3 separate regions of the Homo sapiens genome follow, and all the other regions are linked to region 2. A link is a loop called in an ENCODE intact Hi-C map of the cell type or tissue named here. Cell type or tissue: IMR-90. All regions are shown on one strand. Each heading gives the region's core, and the rest is flanking DNA. Links, peaks and the distances in the headings are about the cores only. Region 1 overlaps SLC8A1 (solute carrier family 8 member A1). Region 2 overlaps SLC8A1 (solute carrier family 8 member A1). Region 3 overlaps SLC8A1 (solute carrier family 8 member A1).

Evidence for each region. Peaks named below come from ENCODE experiments on the same cell type or tissue, not always from the same donor. Only the 100,000 strongest peaks of a DNase experiment are listed, where the experiment ranks them.
Region 1: it touches region 2 in a loop (2.0-fold over the local background); 4 of 110 quality-filtered maps call a loop at or near these places.
Region 3: a loop joins it to region 2, with 6 times the contacts of the local background. A loop is called at or near these places in 2 of 110 quality-filtered maps.

The regions. Positions count from the first base shown.
Region 1 is chr2:40,367,540-40,375,839 of GRCh38, forward strand. The region is part of intron 2 of SLC8A1 (solute carrier family 8 member A1); the gene reads right to left. Among named protein-coding and RNA genes, the nearest start is that of SLC8A1, 80 kb to the right of the region's middle. In IMR-90, for the core only: no CTCF peak of the experiment used is centred there; DNase peaks (open chromatin) are centred at 2,672 and 4,272; H3K27ac peaks cover 2,253 bases.
Region 2 is chr2:40,239,957-40,248,256 of GRCh38, forward strand. The region is part of intron 2 of SLC8A1 (solute carrier family 8 member A1); the gene reads right to left. The region is part of intron 3 of SLC8A1-AS1 (SLC8A1 antisense RNA 1); the gene reads left to right. Among named protein-coding and RNA genes, the nearest start is that of SLC8A1, 210 kb to the right of the region's middle. RefSeq lists an enhancer at 2,304-2,854. In IMR-90, for the core only: a CTCF peak has its summit at 4,837 (motif pointing right); DNase peaks (open chromatin) are centred at 3,835 and 4,845; H3K27ac peaks cover 1,176 bases.
Region 3 is chr2:40,099,904-40,108,203 of GRCh38, forward strand. It overlaps SLC8A1 (solute carrier family 8 member A1), which reads right to left. Exons shown (of 11, transcript NM_021097.5): 11 at 1-8,300. It overlaps SLC8A1-AS1 (SLC8A1 antisense RNA 1), which reads left to right. Exons shown (of 5, transcript NR_038441.1): 3 at 5,006-5,059. Among named protein-coding and RNA genes, the nearest start is that of SLC8A1-AS1, 190 kb to the left of the region's middle. In IMR-90, for the core only: no CTCF peak of the experiment used is centred there; DNase peaks (open chromatin) are centred at 3,388 and 3,888; H3K27ac peaks cover 3,541 bases.

The sequences.
Region 1 (8,300 bases), core at 2,114-6,113, 130 kb after region 2:
TAAGTATTTTCCTTGCCCTATTGAAAACCGACAACCCACTCTCAAGTGAGACAAACGTACATGTGTCATCAGTGTGTGCTGCTCCGCCATAATTGTTCGCCATCTCATCTAGATGCCTCCAGACTGTCAATGAAATCTGAACATGTGGGTCCAAAATGGAATCTAATACTCAAGCTGTGGCCTATCCAGTACAACATGTAGCGAGACAATAATATCTCAGGATCTGAATACACCCCTTCTGTTAAAATGCAGCCTAGGATTACACTAGCTTTGTTCACAGCCACGTAACACCACTGACTCACATGAAGACTGAAGACAACACAACCCCCCACATCTTGTTCACAAAAACTGGTAGCATGCCAGGTCTTCCATATCTTTACAGGACACTTGGTATTTTTCAAAAACTTAAATTCAGTCCTTCATATTTCTCCCCACTGAATCTTAAACCTTTGGTTTAGGTCAAGTGTTTCAGCCTGTTAACAACATGTTGAATTTTTAATCTATCATGCACATTTACATATTCCTCCCAACTTTTTGTGATCTGTAGCTCTGATTAAGCAGTTATCTTGTTGCTTCTTTTAATCATTGATAAAAACGTTAAAGATACTAAGGATAAATCCCTAACACTTTTTCTAAGGACCACTCATGGTTTGATGGTGAACCAGTTATCAAAACTTTTTGTGGATGTCTAACTACAGAAAATTCATTTCAACATCTAGGCCATAGGCTCCCTTTTTATTTACAATAATATCATAAAAGATTTTCCCAACGCTTTTGCAAAAATTAAATTTTTAAACAAAGTTATTTCTTTAGTAACCCTACCAAAAATAAAAATAAATTCATTTCAACATGGAGTTTTAATGAACCTATTTTAGTTTCTTCTGAACCCCTAAGTCTTTCAGTTATCTGTTTAATGTTTTGTATGTAAATTTTATTGGGAGGAACTGGGATTTACCACTTTTTATTTACAAGAATTGGGATTTACTGATTTTATTTAAAAAAACAGAATTATCTTCCTCTTATTAAAATTGATAAATATTTTCAATTACTGTGTTTTTTAAAAACTTTTAAGTTCAAGTGGTACAAGTGTAGGTTTGTTACACAGGTAAACTTGTGTCATGGGGGTTTGTTGTACAGATTATTTGAAAACCCAGGTTAAGCCTAGTACCCGTTAGTCATTTTTTTCTGATCCTCTCTTTCCTCCCGCCCAATATGTGTTGTTCCCCTCTATGTGCCTGACTTCAAACCATACTACAGGGTGACAGTAACCAAAACAACATGGTACTGGTACAAAAATAGACATAAAGACCAATAAAACAGAATAGAGAACCCAGAAATAAGACCACACACCCACAACCATCTGCCCTTTGACAAACCTGACAAAAACAGCAGTGAGAAAATAATTCCTTACTCAATCAATTGTGCTGGGATAACTGGCTAGCTGTATGCAGGAGATTGAAACTGGACCCCTTTCTTTCACCATACAAAGAAACTAACTCAAGATGGATTAAAGACTTAAATGTAAAACCCCAAACTATAAAAACTTTAGGAGACGACCTAGGCAATAACATTAAGGACACAGGCTGGGGCAAAGATATAATGACAAAGATGCCAAAAGAATTGCAACAAAAGCAAAAATTGACAAATGGGATCTAATTAAACTAAAGAGCTTCTGCAAGGCAAAAGAAACTGTCAACAGAGTAAAGAGACAACCTACAGAATAGGAGAAAATTTTTGCAAACTATTATTGCATTTCTTACCACTTTCACCTCGTCATCATCTGAGCTGGTTGTTTCTAGTGTGTCTGCAACCTCAGTGTTCAGGGATATGAAAACCATTAGCGGAATACATAAAGCATTAAGTTGGAAACAAGTATCAGCACAGAATCTCTCTTGTTAACATGCATGAACTTCAAGAATTCCACTCTAAGAGAAAATGAATAGATTTAGCATTGCTAATGTTAAGAGTTCTGTCTGTTTTTCATCCACCAGTTGTCTGTGGATGTTTTACTGTACTCCAGTCAAATCTTAGTTGTTTAAATAATGCTTATTGGGTTGTGGATTAGCCAGCTCTAATGTCCTGTCCATCTATGTCTATCAGCCATTTCAATACTTGTTAGTACCAATACCATGGAGTACGCAGGGAGCAACATTCTGGCAAGTAAACTGGATTTTCTTTAGCAGATCTTGTAAATGTCTTTCCAGTTAAATTGTTGAGCCATTGGCCAGAGCCAATTGAGGAATCATCTGTGGTTGGGCCTGACAGCCAATTCTGAGAGCAGAACACCATGAAAAAGAATTTCCTATGACCACTGCTGGTGTAGAAAAGAAAAAAAACCAAAAAAATAAAAAAACTGCTTAAATACACTGAAGACATAATTCAAAATTTATTCTTTGTTTTTAATATCTTTGTAATATTTCTGTAAAGATAAAGATCTATAAAATAAAGACCACAGAAGATGGAGAGAAGTTGAGATAACTGTAAAATCTTATCTGTTGCTGTTAGTCTTAGCAAACACAATACAGGGAGACATGGCATTTTAATAGCTTCACATGTGTAAATTCTAGATGATCTAGGCAACAGATTCAACACACAATACCAGTTAAAATTAAGGAAAAAGGTCTCATTTCTGTACGCTTGTTGGTGAGTCATTCATTGCGTGGGCAGGAGTGATCACCCTTACAGAATTTCTTCTAGAACCATAACCTCAGTTGGTGAGTTCTGAGAGCTCAGACATTTTTCTAGAAACTAAACAGGGTACAGGACACCAGAACCCTAGGGAATCAATTTACATTTCCAACTTTTCTTCCAGCACCCACACCACCTTCTCCCCAACTTCTTATATAGCAAAGGCTCTCTGGTGCCTCTTTTCTCTTTTCCCCTTCATCTTGCCTCAGACTTGTGTGTTGGCCTCACTTTCCTAGTGTTGTTTTAAAGTGACTTTGCTTTTTCTCATGTAATTGACAGGCTAAACTATCCTTGCGTCTAACAAAACATCCTGGAAAAAACTGCATTTCTTAGATATCTTATTCTTATCAGAATGACTTGAGCTTTCTGCCAAAACTACATTTAACTTGAATAATGAATTATAAAATATGTTAAATTGACAAATGACACTAATTCAATAAATATATTACAAAAAAGCAAAGAAAGCCTCTACTGTATTCTTGAGTCAGTATCTCATGAAACTAATACCAACTCCAGTATTTTACAATTTACAAAGCACTTTCATACCTGTATTCTTACTTATCAGCATTACTAATACTGTATTACTATTATCATTTCCATTTTACAAATAAGGAAATTGAAGGTTTATTGAAGTAACTGGAGACACTGAGAAAGTAAACCCCAAAGCTCATGAAGCCAAGGTCAGTGCATTTTATTTAGCATGACTTAGTACACTAGTTGCTATTTGAAGGTACCCCTAGACATTCATTTCTATAAAGACCACCTACATTTCATTTTCTGACTCGGGGTACCTAAGAGGCTGTCTCTCTTACTTTCAGAAAGGTTTTGCTACATGGGGACAAAAACTAGAAGGGATCTTTTCTAGCAAAATAATGCCTAAGGTTCAAGGATTTCTTAGTATGATATTGGTGGTCCCTGGCCCAGCCCCTGGAATGATCCCTGTGTGCATTCATTTCAGGTGTTCACAGGAAAGTCTAGATTTAGTACAGGCTCACATTTTCCTTTCAGTGTAGGGGTTAAGATTTTGATAAAGTAGAAGCAAATTGCTCAAGTTAAATCCCTTCATTGTTGCCTTTCAAATATACATTACAGCTTCAGAAATAGGGTGGACTTTAGGTAAGAAGGGGGAGAAAATGGTGTTAGGCAGAGGCCAGGGGCAGTCCTGTTGACTCTCATGGATCTGACAGGGAAAATCAGTAGTTTCTCATTGTGAACATAGGCTTTGATGTCTAGCAAAGCTTGACTACAATGTTACCAAGGCTCAGGGACCTCACTCTTAAAACACAGAAGATGTTAGTGTCTTCTACCTCTTAGGGTTTTTGTGAGGACCGAATAGGCTAATGAAGGTAAAGCACAATACATAGTCAACTTGCACATAGTGAATGCTCAATAAATCCTAGCTCTTGCTATTATGAGATTTTATCTGATTTTGGAGATAGAACAGAGACACATATGTTTAAAGAGGAAACAAGAGAGAACAAAGGTTTAAACTGTCTTTGAGATGGGATGTGCAAAATTGTCTCCCAGCAGAAAGAGTTGATCATATCCTCTGGAAACCCGATCTCTGGCAGGCAGATTCTGAGGCTGTGACATCACTGATTCTTGTTGCTGTGGCAGCAGCCCTGCAGCCAGACAATACGGTTTTACAACAGAACCAGGTCCCCAGTTGGTCTCCTGGGCCAGGCACTGAGACAAAAAACCAGGACTATATTCGTACATGGAACTGGGATGTAACATCCTACCCATGACTTAATTTATAAGCATTGTTTATTCTCTTTGGAGCAAATGAAATGCTTTTCCAAGGGACAGCTGCAAAGGCCAAGGATTTGAAAAGAAGAAAATTATGATAAACCCCTCTTAATGCAGGAAAGATTAGATAGCTTGCTACCAGAAATCAAGAAATATTTATAATAATCACATTCAACCCTAGACTTTCCTCTAAGAATCTAAACAGAAAACTTTAATCCTCCAGAATGTAAACTGATGCCATGGCTATATATGGTCACAGAAATCCTAAGGGGAAGAAAAAGAAAAGAAGAGGGGGAGAAAAAATAAACACCCAGTTGCTGTGTCTCTTAAATTGGTGTATGTGTGTTCTACCACAGAGATCTGTTAACCTTGGCAAAATTTACAAGTAAGAAGCATTAATCAACTTTACACAAGTACACGTGACACTTTCCTTTTTAAGTGGAAGCCACAAACTCCTCTCCCTTTGGGAAATCTCACTGTCATGCTGAGGATTTTTCTTCATAGATAATACTACCATGGCAAACATCAAAAACAACTGGATTCCATATTCTGTGGGCTTGACCGCCCCATGAAGGCAAGCAATATTAACTTTTCTTGTGGTTGACTTCTTTTCTTTTTTTCTCCTTTCTCTACTTCTTTTGGCCTTTAGGCTAGAAAGACTGTTTCTTGAAAGTATTCAACTATTCTTGGAAATTGCAACATTTTCCTGCATTCTTTCTATGTTGAAGACACTTCCAGACTAAGTTTGGGTTCTAGGGAATCTTGCAGAAGATACTTCCTCCCCTGTAGTTAATAAGCCATCGCTTATACCACGGTATTTTGTTGTTTGACTCACGTCTCCAGTGTAACAGTGGAAAGTCATTATCTCTGGCTTTGGTGTTAACATAGGGAGGGATAGCAAATTGCCTCACTCTACTAGTGAATGAATAGAAGAGAAATCCTTGATGGTTTATCAAGAGAGGTATTATGGGAACACAAAGGAAAAAAATAAATTCTTACAAAATACCAACAGCAGCCTTGCAATCCCCGTCAAAATGTACCCAACCAACTTAAGGGGGAAAAAAAAATTCAAACTATGTCCTAGCCATAAATTGAAGAAAGAAGTCCAGAAATGTTAAAAATGTTTATAATCATCAAAATTAGTATTTTTTGCCTTGAAGGATGTCTCTTTAAAAGGCTATTCTTACCAGGTTTTGTGTTGTAATATTAAAAGTGGCTTACAAAAGAGTGAATGTCAATTGCAAAATTAAATTTATCTCTGGGTATGTGATTCTATCTCTTTACTAATATACAAAGCTGTCTTGAATGATTTACACCTACTTTCCACCCACAGGTCCTCTGCCAGGGTCAATCTCAGCAGAAACATGACTCTTCAAAAATAGATCATCACAGTTGTGATTAAATCTCCCATGTTCAAAATTTACAGCCTATAATTCAATGCCGATATGAATAATGACTTAAATAAAAAGTTACAGTCACCCTCTTTCCCCTTCCCCCTAAAATGACCCCAAGACTAATTTACAGTTGTGGGAGGTGGGGACTAAGAGCTCTTGAGTATCTATTTTAAGCTAGGCATTTTTCAAGTTTTTTTACTTACATAACCCTATTTAGCCTGCCGAACAATCCAGTGGAATAGTACTAATTTATCTAATTTACACATAAGGAAATGAAGGCTGAGAGAACTTGAGTAACTTAGCCAAATAGTACAGTTGGATCCGAGGCTCAGAATTCCCACTTTTTCCTTCCTACAAACAAACAGTAGATAAACAAAATATTCATGTAAGGCTTAATGGCAGGTGGCATGAGAGTACTGAATTTCATTGTATGTATCTGCACCCTCCATTCCCCCATCTTTTGCCATTTGTGCTCCATATTCCCTGACAGTGCACCAAAAACAATAGGTTTAGGTATTCTCTTTCAGATATCTTCCAAACAAGTGTGCATAAAATGGACTAGAAGGCAACTTGATAGAGCAAATAAATTCACGTGCTCTTCTCAAGAAATCTGAGAAGAGGTATCAGATACACTCCTTGCCTGACCCAGTGTGAAACACAGGACGCAGTGAGGTAAAGTTTGGACTTTTCCATCCTCAGAGCACACACAAATCCACTGAGGATTAAAACCACACAACCAGGAAAAAATGTTAAGTTACAGAAAGAGCTCTTTAAAGCCAAAAGTCATACAGCTCATGAGAAGAGAGAAGTCACTTTGTGCTCAGGTGAACAGGAAAACTTTAAAGAAAAGATGGAATAAGGCCAGGCACAGCGGCTCATCTCTGTAATCACAGCACTTTGGAAGGCCAAGGCAGGTGGGTTCCTTGAGCCCAGGAGTTCCAGACCAGCCCGGGAAATATGGGGAGACCCTGTCTCTGTATTTATATATATATTTATATTAAAAACAAAAACAAAAACAAAATTTAAAAAAGAAAAGATGAAATGAATAAAAATAATTTATATATGGAAAGGACTTAAGGCTATTCAGGTGTGTGTGTATATATATATGTATGTATTTGGAATTATAAACTGTACATTTTGCATAGGGGTGACTTGATTACAGCAAGGGAAATTAACCTGCCCCTGAATAGGCCTGTAAAGGAAAGAACTAGGTAAAGAAACCATTTAGTAAGTTATTACCCAAATCCAGCTTTGTTGGTGATAAAGTGAACCAAGGTGATGGTGGCAGACAGAATAAGAACAATAACTTTCCCAGCCTGGCCTGACACACATTCAGGCCTGATACACACACAGGCTGTATCAGCCTGGCCTGATACAGCCTCTAAAAGATTATTCTAGAGGCTGATCCCACATGGTGATAATAAACCATTTCAACTGCTTTGTGAATGACCAAAGATGACATATGTTTAAGGACTTTTTTTAAGAATTGAGACACTGAAAATACAGACTAGCCATTTTTAAAAGTACTCGTCAATATCCACTAAAAAGGAGCCCCTTATATTTTCATCTTCCTTATTTACCAAAGCTAGCTTCATCAGTATAAACTAGAAAGGTAATTCCAGAGTAATAAATCTTCCATGGAGAGCTCTCTACCTCTGGCTGCTTGATAATGAATTTAATCAGTCGGGAGAACAGCCCTGTCATTATGGATTAATCACCAAAGACTGTTTTGGTAAGTTGATGCTGTGTTTGCAGCTGATGGTGGTCACAAGACACACTTGATATTTTTAAGAAATTTAGAGATTGAAGGAATGCTCAGTTAATTAACAACCACAAAACACAACAAACAAAAAATAGAAACCCTAAGAACAGCATAAACACAGATATTAGTACCTTTGGCTTTGATGAATTCAAGACAGAATTGACTCAAAATATTGGTAATATTTATCTTCCTGTTGGTTTGTTTGGTTTATTTTCCAATCCAATTAGGGAATTTTAAGCCAGTGGATTCTGGAGCAGGGTGAATTTTCCTAACAAACTTACTTACAATATATCCAATTAGTAAAGTGCAGCTCATTTTAAAAAATAAGCATTTTAATTGGATAGTTTTATTAGAAGAATTTTATGTTTCCTTTTCAACATGGTATCAAATACCATAAAGTCCTCATTAAACTTTCATGTATATGACTCCAGGATCATTACCACAGATAGAATTAAGTAAAGTTGGCTAAGAGTGGTCTAGTCAATTATTCTCCTAAAAGATATTAAGGATTTCAGATGAGTTAAGACCCACTCCCAAAGAAACTGAAACAAGTTAATCACTTGACAACTATATCAAGTTATATGCTTAGGCTGGGAGTGGTGGCTCACACCTGTAATCCCAGCACTTTGGAAGGTCAAGGCAGGCAGATTGCTTGAGCTCGAAAGTTGAAGACCAGCCCAGGCAACACAGGGAAACCCTGCCTCTAT
Region 2 (8,300 bases), core at 2,435-6,434:
TCACCTCTTCTGTAATCCGAAGTCATGTGAATGAAATGTCCCAGGCTCATAATGAAGCCAACTGTGAAACCAGCGCTTACCTCCAAGTCAAGAGCCTGGGAAACATCTATGGAGCTTAGCTTAAAACTATCTGATGATGAATTGGGACTCCAGTATATCATTTTGTGCACACAGTTATGGCATAATATTTGGGGGAAAGGAAGCCTTCACAGTTATAAAATATGAGTGGGAAATGATTATCCCTAGATACAGAGAGTACTTATTATGTAACTGTTGTTAAGGGCTGACGACATGGCAGGCTCTGTGCCAAGTCAAGTCTCCGACGGAGCGGAGGACTCCCCAGGCTCTAGAAGGCCCCTGAGACAGTGTGTCATACAGTGATGAGGGGTAGAAAATACTCTAACCATTCAGGATGTGATTGTTTTGGCTTCCTCTCGGCTGAGCTTTTGGCACTTGAACTGGACCCAATGCAACACCACAGCTGGGAAATGACATTATTTGGATTGGTTAAGAGGAGTTTTTGAAGCAAACCCCACTGTAGTATTAGAGAAATAAAAAAATTCCTGCTATATCCAACAAGTCCCAGAGAGGCTGTCTCTCTATTGTTCACATGTTTGGACATGAATGTGCATTTATGAACACTTTTTTGTATAAATACACAGATATATAAGCTATGCAAAGCCATATAAATCTGTACTACTAGAATAATTCATTCCATAAATATTTCTTGAGCATTCACTACATACCAAGCACATTTTTCTAGTTTAAAAGTGAAGTCGGGCATGGCAGCTCCTGCCTGTACTCCCAGCTACTTAGGAGACTGAGGCAGGAGGATTGCATGAACCTAGGAGTTCAAGGCTGCAGTGAACCATGATCATTGCCATTGCACTACTGCCTGGATGACAGAATGATACCCCGACTCAAAAAAAAGTGACCCACATGTGTATTTGTCACTTTTAAAATAGAGACAATAAATTTCTTCCGTGATTTTTAAAGAACTTAAAACAGAGGTACTATTCAACCCAGCAATCCCATTATTGGGTATATACCCAAAGGAAAATAAATCATTCTACCAAAAAGGCACATGGACTTGCACGTTCATCACTATGCCATTCACAATAGCAAAGGCATGGAATCAAGTCAGGTGCCCATCAACAGTGGATTGGATAAAGCTAATACGGTATATATACACCATGGAATATTACACAGCCATAAAAAAGAACAAAATCATGGTTTTTGCAGTGATATGGATGCAAGTGGAGGCCATAATCCTCAGCGAATTAACACAGCAACAGAAAACCAAATACCACGTGTTCTCACTTACAAATGGGAGATAATCACTGAGCATACACGGACATAAACGTGGGTATAATAGACACTCTGGACTACCTGGAATAGGGGGCATGGGTTGAAAAACTACTTTATCAGTACTGTACTCAGTACCTGAATGACGAGATCCACACCCCAAACTTCAGCATCACACAATAAACCCGCACATGTACCCCCTCCGTCAAAAATAAAAGTTGAAATTTAAATAATAAATTCCTTCCTCACAGGTATTAAAAAGCACAATGTGAGTAAAGTACCTGATATGTGACCATAAATACCTGTCCCCCTTTGACCTCTTCTTTGCCCTCCCCTAACCTTGAGGTGTGATTAACCTTCCTGCCTTTTCAAATTCTGAAGACCACAACAGAGTAGGGAAAGAAGAGTGTGAAGGTGGTCCATCTAATCCCAATTCAGAGCCTGGGACAGACACCCATACTGAATCCTCTACTTTAGAAAAGAACTCCACAGGCTTTGAGAGTGACCTGTCACTTGTCATAGCCCCTAAGGACTATGAGCTTTTTCACCATAAGCATTGCCTATTTGTTCCAATCTAGTAAGATCAGATTTATCAACAGACAGAAAAATAGATATCAGTTTTTTTCTTATTCTAAAAACAATATGTTTATGTTGTTGAATACTGGGATAAAATATAGAAAATATTAATTATTCATAATTCCTAATCCAAGCAGTGTTCCACTCAATAATTTGATCTATTTCCTATAGTTTGCTACTAACTTCGGGGCAGATCTCCAGAAAATAAATATTGATGGGGCTATGATGTCTCCATTTTGACTAAATATATTGTTATATAAAGTGGTAACGCCTTACAATTTAAGTGTGAGAAGGATGTGTGTGTGTGTGCGTGTGTGTGTGTGAGAGAGAGACAGAGAATATGAATATGAATATGACAATACTTTGGAGAAATGTGTCCATTAGAATTTTACCACAAGCCAGACTGAAAACATCAAAGATGTTTAAGTAAAGCCTGTTTAGTTCTTTGTGAATGTAATTTTGGAAAACAAACTAAAACATAAAGATAAAAGGTCCACATTTCCTTTCATATTTGCAAATAAGGCTTATTTCATGAATGGTGAAATCGCTTTGTGTAATTTGTAACCTCATTGTTGTCCTGGATTGCCTGCCATGCTGCCTGTGTTTATGTTGCTTCTCCCTATGGCATGTGCTCTGAGCAGACAAGGGTATAATTATAAATCTCCATCCACTAACAAGAACAATGGTTGCATCCAGCAACTCGACTCTCCCTTTGTGAAGCTCTACAGGGATACCGTCTTGAATGTCAAAGGTCTACAAATGTCATAGAAACAGCTGCCACCACTTCTTTGCATTAGGCATCTCTTTCAACATTTACTCATGGTATTGCCTTACCCATCTAGGCAGAAGCAAACCAAAATCCAGAGATTTTAAAATATGGTATCTATAATTACAAGAAACAACAAGAAACCAAAGAGGAATACAAATACAACCATGCCTTGTGTTTCAAGACTTTCTAGACTTGCTTAGAAAAAAAGAGACTAAATTTTTGTCTCTGGGCAAAGTTAGTCAGACGAGAAAGACAAACTTCACATGCAAGGTATACTTTTTGCTGTCTCCATTTTTATAAAAGCAAAGTTAATGAGGCTTTGATCTTTATTCCATAGTTATTAAGATTATTTTCCTAAATCTGAGATCATTGCAGAGATATACAAGGTAGTTCTGCCAAATCATTCATTCATTCCTTCACCAAACGTGGATACGAGTGTCTACTGAATGTCCAGTAAAAGCAGGAATACAGACATTGAAGGCTCATTTCATTGCCCTTAGTTTCTACATATCATAGCTGTGATGCATGGAATATTAAGGAAACCCCTAAATCTTTAACTGAGTTAATTCACAACTTACCAGAGCTATTTTCAATTCATGAAAATAAAGGCCAGGCGTGTAATCCCAGCACTCTGGGAGGCCAAAGTGGGTGGATTGCTTGAGCCTCAGGAGTTCAAGACCAGCCTGGGCAACATGATAAAACCCTGCCTCTACCAAAAATACAAATAAATAAATAAACTGGGCATGGTAGTGTCTGCGGTCCCACCTACTTGAGAGCTGAGATGGGAGGATCACTTGAGCCTAGGAGGTAGATGTTATAGTGACCAAGATCACCCCACTGTACTCCAACCTTGGTGACAAAGTGAGACCCTGTCTCAAAAAAGAGAAAAAGAAAAGAAAGATTTCTCAAGTCTAAGTTCAGTATTTAAGAAAAAATAAAAAGTAACATCATGGCTTTGAGCTTGATTTTACCTCTGTTTTAGACTAAGAAGTCTATTCAAATGGAGCCTATGGCCCTGTAACCTGGCTCTGGGAAAATGAACAAAGGAATGCAACATCACATCAGCACTGTGTATTTTTGGAAGGGTATTGCATTTTTCCTTTGTGGTGGATTGGTCCGTGCACTTGAAAATACATTCACAGTGGGAAGGCACCAACTCTGCTGCACATTTATAGTTGAATCTATTTTTTTTCCTGACAAATATTCAAGTGGGGGAGGAATTCCATGTGAATGCTCTAGTGCCTCCTTCCCTCTGATGAGTCTAAGTGCTAGATAAACAAACATTATTTCTAAAACCTCAAGGGGAATACTTGAAACTGGAGCAACGTAAGAGGAAAAGTGGGCAGAATGGATAGCTTCTAGGGAGACTGTGACATTTCTGAGTAATTACTGAGGGGTCTAGGGTCTGGGGGACAACGCTCCCATCAGCAGCCCTTTTGTTATTAAAAAAAATGAACATCTGAGCAATTTAATGGAAAGTGCTGTGAAAACACAGCTGCAAGCCTTACATTCTTACCAGATCACCTCCTCTAAGCTTTCCTATGTAGAAATTTTGAAGCTTTCCTGGTATCTCCTCACTAGGGGGTTAGGAAGTAAGTAAATACACTGCACTCTTGGTTTAGTGGTGGGAGATACATTAGGAAAGCGTCAGTGCACATGAAGAGACCCACAGGCTAACAGCCATCATTTACTGAGCATCTACTACGTGAGTCTCCTTCTGAGCGTTTCCACATCTATTATCTCTTTAAATTTCCCAACAACACTAAGGTAATGACAGCCTTTCCTGCTGACCTATGAAGGCCAGGCTGGGAGTTGTCCGATGACTTTTCCTGTATAATGTCACCCCAGGGGAAGACGTTACTCTGATTTTTCCACCTCATGTTTTTCCCTGGCAGTTGCTGTGAGAGAATGTTGTTTTTGGAGCTGAGTAGGCAAGTGGTGTGCATGATATGAAAAACCAAAAAAAAAAAAAAAAAAAAAATGCACCAAACCCCACAAACTTTCTGACAGAAAGCACTCGTCAATTTTAGCCTGTCTATGCAATGATCGAGGCCTTTTCCTACTGCTGGATATTTCTAAGTGAGAAGATCCTACCTCAGTTTTCAGCTGGGCTTTAGCTCTGCAAGAAGTGCTGCCCCAGTCAGCCTTGGGGAGATCAGTAGAGGATTAGTTAGCAGAGCAGCCACTGGAGGGCACTCCTGAAATCTAGAGGCTTCTTCCTCCCGAGGAAAGGGTTGCTGGAGTCCCTGCCTGAGACTGTGGGTTTAACAAAGAGAAGGAATGTCTGGGGGATAAGTCCCAGTGCACTCATTCTCTGGAAAAGGTCTGCTGTACATATTTGCCAAGTGATAAGGAACCTAGGAAATCAAAAACCATTTGACAATTTACAGTGTTCAAAGGTAGCTTCCTGACTCTTGAGTTACATAAATGGCTATGTTAAAAATAGGCAGCCAATATAATTGAGCAACCTTAAATGGCCTAGGATATGTACCATATGTGATAGCCATGAAAATAATCAAAAGAATAATTCAGTATAAATTAGGAATCATTCCCACTCCAGTGGACTCAGTCTTATGGAAGTGGCACATAGGAGAAACTTGGGATTCTGTGATTTGTGCTGTTCATGTACAGGTCTCTCTCTCCCTAGTGAAACTCAGCTCTTTAGTTTGGGAGCCTATACCGGATCTCTCTGATATCCCTCTCCAGCTCTAAACATATACTACGTAGTCACACTGATTGTCCGTTAAATACATTCAAGTCGTTATTTTCCTTATGACAAAATTCACAGTGAAAGGCCACGTGTCCACCAGAAGAATAAGGTGCAAATCTAAAGTGGGTTAGTGGCATTTTCTCAGGACAGAGTGCATGGGAGGACAACATAGCAATCCTGGAAGTTGACAGGGTAAAACTTTTGGACACTCTGACTCTGTGCTGTATGTACCTGTTTGCTTCTGCTTTGAAAATAACTAGTAATATACAAGATCCACTTGAACCACTGAATTTAGCAAAATCAGGCCAAACCAGACGTCTTTGCATTAATATTGTCATTTTGTTTTATATTACTTAAAAAGTCAAACTTTTTTTTTTTTAATCATTCCTTCTCTTGACTATCTGCTGCTCTCCTGTGATGTATATTGTGAAAAACACATTTTAAAACCAAGACAGATATCTCAAGATAGACATCATGTTCAGTTTCTAAGCTACAATTAAATCTCGTAGAATGGTAAGAGGTTTATATCAGACTGTTGACTGCTTTATATACATTACTTTCATTCGAGACTCATTTCATGGATGAGGAAACTGATGTTTACATAAGTCAAGGAACTTGACCAAGGTTACATAGTTATAAGAAGCTGAGCTAGGACCCTACAGGTCCATCTCAGAGACCTATGATGTTAATCATTATGCCATATGACCTGTCTTAGACTAGTTTAAGAAATAGCTTCTCAATTAACCTCTCTTCTTTTAAAAGTGTTCATAGGTTTTAATTCCTTTTTTTTCTGCTTAGGCAATACTTAATTTTTAAACTGTGCACATAGAAGATGAAATGGAAAAATGTATTCCAGATGTAGGTTTTATAGTTGCACATCTTGGATATGGTTGGTTACACATACACTACAAGCATGTGGTACACATCTATCTCATTTTTACTTTAGAAATACATTCTCAACAGGGGAAACTTGAAATACGCAAACTGTGGTCCTGATTCCACTTCAAAACGTCTGCTTTTATTGGGTTTACCCTGCAATCATGCAACTTTTGGCCAGAGTCAAATAGGGCAACTAAATTTTTTTCTTGAGTTTTACTTGGTATGGTTCACTGTAAATGCTTCCAACTAGTCCTAAAGACAGACTTTGTTCATTTGTTCTTCTATGAGTTTTATTCAGCAGAACCTTGGATAACAGCAGCTTAGCCAAACACTGTGGGGTAATCACTCTGCTCAGGACTGATTCCTGTGCAGTCAGTTCTTCTGCACATCTTGCCTTCAAGGTCTGCCAGCTGAATGCACTGTGTTTCCAACATTGCCCTCCAAACAGACCTTTCATAAGGAAAAGTCACTGCTACTTCATTAATTCCAGAAGATGGATGGTGAAGTCATATTGCTTTGATATGCTTTCAGACTCAGGCTGTTCATGGGAAGCTAGAACTCTCTGAAACAGAAAAGTTTTTAAATTCTGGCTACTTTTTCATAGGATTCTATTATGACACCTCAGAGGAATTTTTTTTATTTAAGTCTGTCATTTTAAAGGAAAATGGTTAGATGTGACTAGGGCTGTGAAAACACAGTAGCTACCAGTGCCTGGCAAAGTTTGTACTCTAACATATTTCTGCTAAAAAAAAAAAGAATATTTTCCATTATTGCCTTGGATTCTTTCATCTTTTCTTACATGTTAAGAAACTTAATATCTGAAGAGTGAGAAATAGCCATTTTAGTGTGAAATCATGCTGGGGTGGAAAGGCCAGCATATTTCTTATAGATTAGTATTATAGGAGAGTTTGGCCATTTTCCTGGGCAGAAGCAAGGAGTTGGCACCTTGGAATCAACTCTTAGCCATCTGAAGGCTTTGAGCCTTGGTGAGTTTTCCAACCACAGGGCATTAGCTTTCTGCAGCCTGGAATGGAGCGATCACTATCCCCAGAGAGCTGTCATGGGTGCAGGCAGTGCTCAGCTTGGCTTAGTTCTACCATGGTCCTGAACAGCCAGGCTCTAGGTTAAGCCAAATCCAGAAGTATCTTGTTTTATTTCACTTGCCACGTGTTTGAGAAGGATTAATCTCAGAATATGGCAGAAGCCTTAGCAAAGCAACTTTAGAAAACAGCATATATATGTGTGTGTGTGTGTGTGTGTGGAGAGAGAGAGACAGATCTGAGGCATGGGTTTTACTAATGTTATTATTTAAATAAACCCTTCCTTATGCTAGAGCACCAGATGGTGTTACAAAAATGAGGAAAAAAGGCTCAGGGCATATAAGTCACGTGTCACATTAGCTGTATTGGCCTATGTTCAAATAATAAACATTTTAATCACTGCAGTTTATAACTCTATTTTAAATTTTTTGTTAATACATTAACAGTAACTGCTTACGTATACATAGAATTCTAATAAAAATGCATAAATAACTTACAAGAGGAAAGGGACTTAGGGATTATCCCTGGAAGCCCTCATTTCAAAGGTGAGACCCAGTAGAAACCCAATATGCACAGAAGTTAAGTGACTTTCTGAAAGGTCTTGCAGGTAATTAATTATAGAACAGGACTCCACGTTCAATGCTATGTTCACTATTACCTGAAATAGACTTGGAGGCAAAAATAAACTTATGTCAGCTATACTCAATGCTCAGTAAAGTGGCAGAGCAATATTTTATAAGCGTGTGTTCCGTGAACTCAAATGTGATGTTAGGTAGTGATTCTGAGTCCCTTAAAACAGATTGCTTGATTTATTTAAGGTATGTTCTCTATTACACCAAAAATTGTTTATGGATTTTTTAAAAACTGCACTCCATGGAGTAAGTACCAATTTCTACACTTTTGATGACATTAAGATATGTTAAGAGGCCTGAATGTTCTCAACTATGGATTAAAAATAAAGTACCAATTAGTTGGGTCAGTTTTCTACAGTGATTTGAAATTGATTTCTAAGTTTCCCTAT
Region 3 (8,300 bases), core at 1,524-5,523, 140 kb before region 2:
TCTGTGCACGTACACAGTATGTACAATATGCTAGTTCCTTTCTTTGCCCTTGTCCAGGAAGTTACCAATGTCTCCTCGGTGTGAGCTTCCTACTGTCTGTAAAAATTAATAGATGGAACCCAGGCAAGTCCTGTTGTAATAACAGTTGTGCCAACAATTATTATTATGGCTTATTGGAAGAGTGTTGAATTGTACCACTGACCTACGAAAACCACCACAAAGGACACTGAAAGGCAAAGCTGTTGTGGGATAAGAAACAATTTGCTGTTATCTTCTAATATCAAGACCTTTTTAATGGACCACACACATAAGGGTCTTGACAATATGTAACTTTTTTTCTTAAGCTAAGAGAAAATTTTAATTTAGGCTTGTTTCAAGATTTCAAGGCTTGAGCCAATACAGAAACCATGGACTGTAGACAAAGGCAAGTCCCCACTGTAATTTAGCCTTGAGCTTAAGAGTTTCTGTTAAAAAAAGAGAGAAAGAGAAAACAAGAAATCAACCACTATGGACGGCAAAAGTTGGGAATGAGGTCAAGGCTCCTCATTGTTTGAAATAGTCTGAGTGAAACCCTGTCAGTCTGATCCAGCTCCTTCCCCTGCAAAGATGTATTTCCCGTCACGAAGTGGCCAGAAGTGGGTGATTGTTCTAAGTACCTTGTTGGTGAGGCTTTAACTTTGATTAAAAAATAGGGTGTGCAAATGAAGATGTACACAATGGTGGAAACACAGGAAGGAGTGACTGTGATTTCGTTAGAGCTATTTGGTAATCAGGTGTGAGTGAGAGGAATGGGACAATGGGGAAAAGAGCCGATGAGAAAATGTCCTCAGCGACAGACAATGGACACTCAAATGCTGAAGCTATGACCAGCAACAGGGGAGGGTCACAGATTTTAAAGCACACGGAACACAGTATCATACTTCAGTTATTCTAATTCCTGAAAAAGAGCTACCATTCCAAAATATCTGACAAGTTTGGTTTCTCCTAAGGGAGGCCTGGAGTGACAGTTACAACATTTTTCTCCAGAATATCACTGTTAAGCTTACATTTCCAGCCTCCTTTTACATACTTTGAATTGCTTTTGTGTATCAAAATGCATATGAGTATTTTAAGTATCCACAAATGTGATATTTTCAGGTTAGAATTCAGGAAACATACATGTGTGTGCACACATACACACATATAACCCACAATCTTAAGTTCCTTTTCCTAAGCCATTTTTACAAGCAGAGTTACTTTCTGACTCTCTGCTTTCAGTTCTGCACCAATTCAAATGAGAGACCCTAGAAAGGAGCCTCCAGGGAACTCCAGCTACTGTATACATCATCTGTGGTTTTCAAGCTTCTTGAGCCTTGTGAGTCTTTGAAAATGAATTCTAAAACTAAAACTCACTCATAGCCAGCAATCCTTTTAGCTCAGTCAGTCATACACAGCACTCTTCAAAACAGTAGACTGTGTCATTAAGTATAATTTAGTACTGTTACACAGTGGTTTAGCATTAAGACAAATCAGCCAGAGCTAATCAGTTAGAGAAAGGTGTCCAGGGTCATTTTCTAGGCCCCGGGGAAGTCAGGCAAAGTAGATCAGCTGTGGGGTTTTAAAAGAACTAGATAAGCTGATTAGAAATCTCTGACTGGAGAGGCTGCCTCAGACTCAGTTATGCCAGAAAAAGACATAAGGATTAATGTCCCTTAAAATTATATTTTAAGTCTGAATGGTGGACATATCTCCCATATATCTGAATGCATTATCTTTATAAAGAACCTACCTTTTAAGCATTTAAACCTTTTCTTAAGGGAAAGCATAATTAAGCAGTGGGTGACATTGTTCATTCTTGGCCACTCAGAATGCTGTGTCATAGATCAATGATTCTCAAATTTGAGCATGCATCAGAACCATCCTAGGGGCTTATTAAAGTCCATATTGCCAGGGTCACTCCAAAATTTTTGATTCATAGATCTGGGCTGAAGTCTCAGGTGGGACTGGATAATTTGCATGTCTAACAAATTTCCAGTTGCTGATGCTGCTTGTTTGGGGAACAAACTTGAGACTCACAAAAGCGGCTTATTTTTAATCACCCTAATTGCACTCTGGGGACAAAGATTTTCCATGTGGAATGTGAAGGTCAATATTGGATTTCCCCCACCAGACATTCTTACAATGTGGGTAAGGGACAGATTATATTTGTGCTAGTTTAATTATAGAGAATCTTTAGGTTCAGAAGTTTAATCAGTATATACAGCAAACCTATAAGTAAAATATGATTCAAAATGTGAGTCCCTACAAGTCTATTTGTAGAAAATTCTATGGCCTCTATTCATAGAATACTATTTTAGTAATAGCGTTAAAATGATCTCTTGTCACCTAGGTGATATTTTCTCTCTCACCTCAGGATTATTACCATAACAGCTAAATTTGTTCACAATTTCTTGAATGAACACAAGGGTTTGCTGACTTGGTTTTTTTTTTTTTCCTAGTCAAATCCATTTTAAAGTATATCAAATGCAAGGACTTATAGAAAAGAGTGAACAGAGGGAAGGAACATCAAGGGGCAATGCATGAAATTCAGTTGGTGAAAAATTAAGTTGAGCAACTGTCGGGACATGTAATTAGAATCTGCAGTTTGTTCAACTGCTAGGTGGATGTGGGTCAATCCAAGAGGCGGGATTGGTGCAAGAAGTTGAGGAAGACGAGATGAGCGTGTGTGAATGAGCAGCTGTCTGTGAGGAAGAAAGGCTAAATCTATTCACAGGTTCTCTTCCTTAAACAAGCACCTGCCACTGATTGACAGCTCTACCAAGATTGCTTAAGGCAGACATCCGCTGAAAATGCTTATGGTGCATACTTGTTTTTAAAAAGATGGAAAAACCTGCCTTCTCAATTTAGTATTTCCTAATCAAATCTGAAATGGGGGGCAAATTCAACGTGAGGGATTTATTAAAATATGAAAATACAGTCCTTACTGCATTAAAATAGCTCTATATAGAAATTTATAATGAGAGAAGGAAAAGTAATTTTATCCCTTGGCAGAAGTCTTAGTAATCACTGGAATTATAACAGAAATATTAGCTATTTTAATTTTCTTTCTCAATATTGAGTCTCACAAGATCATTTTATCGGTTGCAATGTCAGTAATTTTTGCTTACCTTTCCCCCTGACAAATTTAGCTTTGTGCCTCAGTGGTAATAAAGTTGGAATATATTACTGCTATGAAGCTGAAATAGTTTTGCCGTTTCCAATGACATTCTAACTGGGATTCCTTCAAGAGAAAGCTTACATTTATTCCACTAAAACATTCTTTGTTTATGCAAGCAGAGTTCACTATGGTTGCTTTTTCTTTCTTCTTTTCTTCCACCCCATGGAAATGTCTACATTCTTTTGCTATGTTTCGTCTGTTGTGCAATTTCATTTTGCTAATGAGGCATCTGAGCTGTGGCCGACCGGTTGATTGCTAAGGGTGAGATTTAAGTCTTTTGTGAAATCCTTTTGAGTAGTCATTTACTCCATGACAAGGGAGGCATTTAAAAGACAGTTGAATCTGTAGCAGATGAATTTTTTCTCATCTTCCTTTAGAATAATTACACCTTTAAATATCTTTCTGCCTGGTCATTGCACATCCTGTTTGTAATTCACATACTTTAGTAAAAAATAACTGGTTAGTTTTTTTTCCTAAAAGATTAAGCACACTGACTAAAAAATAAAAGTAGAATTACTATAAGAAACTGTATGAACTTAAAGTTTTCATTTAAAATAGTGGTTTCAGCCTTAAAAAGGTCACTGATTTGGAATCCATTCCAATCTCATTACATTTTCTACTGTACACTTCTTGAAAAGGGAGAAATTACTCATTCCTCTCAGGGAAGGGAGACTGTTTTTCCAACCGTGCACATGGAATTATTTCAAAATAAATGTTTATATTTCTATCAAACTTCATGTGGTTACATGGGCTTGACAAGTGCATTGGTGACCCAATATGGGCAGCAGCTGGCTCACAACTTAAAGTACCTTCAACCCATACACATAAGTGGATGATAACAGGGAAACACTGACCATACGGGGCTTGATGTGTTCTGGAAAATCAAGCTAAAGGTAAAGTCTTCCCATTTAATGATGAGGACAATCAAGTCCAGAGAGAGCTGAAGATTCCTCACCCTCTGAAACAATTAAAGATTCCTTTTCCAAAGAGAAAAGCCTTTGGGTCTTCTCTCTGGTGACTTTTTGATGTTAAAATGAAGAGAACACTGTGTCCTCAGAGATGAAGAGTGAGATGTTCTCTAGTTTGCTGTTAAAAGATGAGAGCTGGAGTTGTAACTCACTGAAATAGAACCACATGCCTCAAAGTCCAAAAGAGCAACAGGCAGAGTTAAGAAAATCCAGTGATGAATTAGCATCAACACCTAGTAAAAGAATTCAGCAATGGTGAGGCAAATGATCTTTGTAATAAGATTTTCCCAACTTGAAATGTTGAATAAAAGACCCTATATCAAACTTACACAGGTCTTGGCTCATGGTAATCTCTGGATGTGTGTGTTGGGTCTGAATCCATTTATCTTATTAGTGGAAGACAGAATGTGAAATTAAGAAAATTAATATTTCTATTTCTGTTAGAGGAAAGTTTCTTGATAGGTTTCAAAATGGCCCCATTAAGCAATCTCAAATTGATAAAATGTAGACCAAAATGGAAGGTTAATTTAATTAGAATGCCATAAGTGGACTCTTCCTGACTAAATCAAAGACTAGTGTTAATTTTCTTAAATTACTCTGTTTTGAATTCTTTATATACCATTTAGGGTACCTAATATAATACTTTGCACAAAATAAATGCTTGATTTATGAAATTGTACATCTGAAGAAATATAAAAGGCTCTAACTTTTGATTTTAAAATTGTTTCACTCTCTTGACTGTATAGTTTATGAGCCTATGATCCTGGAAAACACGCTTGCTAAACTGACCAATTTTTTGCTTTTTTTTTGGTTTGATTTCTTTTTTATTCTTTTTCCTTAGGTAATTATCCAGTTGATATTTATCTTGTTCCAGTCACCTTTAGAAAGCTGTTTGGTGAGTACAATGTTAATATAGAGACAATCAGAATGGTGTGTGCTTTTGTACAAAACTTGTGGATCCATCAATGAGGCATCTGCCATTTTTTCTTTCTTCCCCTCTATATTACAAGTTCTGGAATGCCTGTTCTAATTCTCCAAGGAGAATTAGAAAATAAAAGGCAGAGTCTAGAGCCATGTCAATATCCTCCCACAGAATGTGTATGGAGAATATTCCACTGGGAACCATGATAGATAAAAACTTACCAGGAAGAGCAAAACATCAAGAGAGTCTGACAAAAGCTCTGCCCTCCTCTGTAACCCAGCAGCCTCTGCAGAATCATCCTTTCTTCATTGTTTTAAAATGTTGTTAAATACCTTGTCAGTTGCTTTAAAGGGACCCAGACCCATTCTGATATTTTTACAAAATAAATCCAGTCTTTGGGTAAAGGTATAGTAATACTATCCATGGATCTGATGTTGAGTCGTGGAGGCTTCAAGCTCTGAAGAAGTATGAACTAATTCTAAACAGTGATTAAGCAATTATTATTTTCATTTTACTAATGACATGACTTCTAGAGTTGGAGTGTCAGAATATTCTCTTGGAAGAAAAGGATGCAAGTGTAGACACCTCATCACTAGGTCCAATCCACCTCACAGTGCTACTTTCAGTTTTGTAAAAATTGGTCACGGCAACAAGTTTGAAATAATAGGTTCACTCTCAAACTGGCAACAAGCACGTGATTGAGCTGCATGAATCTGGAAAGGCTTGTCAAACAAAACAGGCTGGTTCACAGCTGAAAGAAAAAAAATACTTCTGGCATTGTACTAAATTCAGAAACCGTATCCGACAAGGGGCTGAGCTGAGGTTGTGGTATGGCCCCAGTCCTAGGATTGGTCCCACCTACTTTGCCTAGTTCCTGACCACATCTGGTAATTCAGTGGTGATGTGATTATGACATTAACAGTGATAGGTTTCCCCTGCTTAGCTGCTTATTTGATTGTGGATAATGTGTGAATGGGGGCAGGAGAGGCAGTGGTTGGGCGCTGATGTGTTAATGAATCCCATGTCTCAATAATTAACACATCTTCTGGATAGCTTTGCAAAAATGCAATCTTTGCTTCAGATTTCACATTTAAGAGCATCTCCCTTTGCTTTGTGTTTAAAGTTTAAACATTCAGTCCAAATTTTAAAGGTGATAAGCAAATTTAGTGTATTTTGAAGGAAGGAAAACTTTTTTCCTTTTCACTTTTCTCTCACCATGTACAGTTGTTTCTGAAGAATGTGTCTAGGGATTGAGTCAGAACTATCAGGCTGGGCAAAGTGGCTCATGCCTGTAATACCAGCACTTTGGGAAGCCAGGGCAGGCGGATCACCTGAGGTCAGGAGTTCGAGACCAACCTGGAAAGAGCTCCTAGAAGAGTCACTGGTAGAACCAACTGCTCACAGCTTCTTTGGGTGCTAGACTCATTTAACAACCAGTTGTTGGAAAAATTTTCAATCCTTTTTGATAAGAAAGGTTCTCATAAAAAAAAAAACAACTAAATCTATGCAGAATTTGTGAGAACAACCTGAGAATATCAAGAATATTTTAAGTCTCATACATATATTTATCATAGACTTATCTGTCTCAAATAAGATCTGGAGTGTCAAATTTCTCACAGGATTACCGATGGCAGTAAAAACCTTGTTCTCCTTAGAGTTTTGGACTGAAACTTCAAAGACAATATTTTCTTCTAAATTTAACAATAACAGTTGTAGTTAAAAATAACTTTCCATTATAATATGATGTTATCCTTTGCTTAGATTCAATGCTACAAAAGTTCTGTTGATGAAATAGAAATAAAACAAAGTCTTTCCACCATTTCCAAGGGCAAGTGTCCTAGACGGGCTCCAGTATGTAATGCAGTGGCTGGTTAAGTAGTTTCCAATAACTTGGTATTGACATTACTGCCCCTTCTGCAATCTCACTCCTTACTCTTGATAAGAGAGCTCTGAGAAATCTCAGGTACCAACTGTTTGAAAGGGCTAGTTTGCCTGTTAGCAGGATCTTGGAGGGAAAATGCTAGGGACAAGATGATCAGTGTATATGAAAATTGGAAGTTAGTTCAGTTAAGAACATCTAAGCTAAAATACGAACGGCAGAGGACCCATGTGGTCAAAGATGTCCCGGTATGTGTGGTGGGACTGGGTGGGCCTCCTACTCCTCTGCTCCCAGCACACCAAAACACGTGTTTAGAAAATGCCGATTCGTGAACCCGGGAGGTGGAGCTTGCAGTGAGCCGAGATCCCGCCACTGCACTCCAGCCTGGGCGACAGAGCGAGACTCCGTCTCAAAAAAAAAAAAAAAAAAAAGAAAATGCCGATTAACAACAGGCATGGGAACCTGCCTGCTCAGTGCTATGTTTGGAGGGAAAATATAAAAATCTCATGTTTTTAATTCCCCAGGGTTCGACCTTGACCAGCATATTTTTTTCCAGAGCTTTTTTCAACACTTTCCCAAAAGGCAGAGGGCAATTAAAAGTCAGAAAGAAACTCTAATTGGCCCTAAAGATTTTCTGTCAGAAATGCCTGCTAAAAAAGAAAGAAAAATAAATGTATTTTAAAAAAGTACTTCTCTTTGTATTATAGAATATGTTTAATTAATATTATTCTAAGCCCTTTTCAAACAGCTCTGAATTTGTATCTTTAGCTAAAAAGGGGGGAGGTCAGGAATATGCTTCCTTCCATGCCTCTCCAACTCTTTCTCAAAGGATATCTGATACTAGGACAATCCTAGACATACAGAAATGCAGCTGAAGTTTACAGAGATCACCTACTTTTACATGTGTGTCTCTGGGCTGTATGCTGTAGCAAGAGAGGGGACAGAGGAGATCCAGTGCTGAAACAATGTCTGATCCTCATATAAACAGTTCTCTAACTATCATTATAAATATTTTTTAAAAATTTTTCACCAGTTGGAATGGAAACTTTTAGTCAAAAGAAAGAATATTGAAAACAACGCTAGTATTTACTGTACATTAGAAAGCCAGTGTATTAGAAGCCTTCTAACTACTGATAGATCAGTCTGGGCCTTGTGGTTCATTTGGGCCAGACTCAAGCTCAGTATCCCATCTAATGCATCAAATATTTATATATGAAAAATTCTGAAATGTAAAAATCAACATCAAAATGGAATCAGCCTTTCATAAATGAAATTGCTAAACTGTGAAGTTGTAAAATTTAGAAACTTGATGGCTTAAAGGAAGAAAGGGAAATT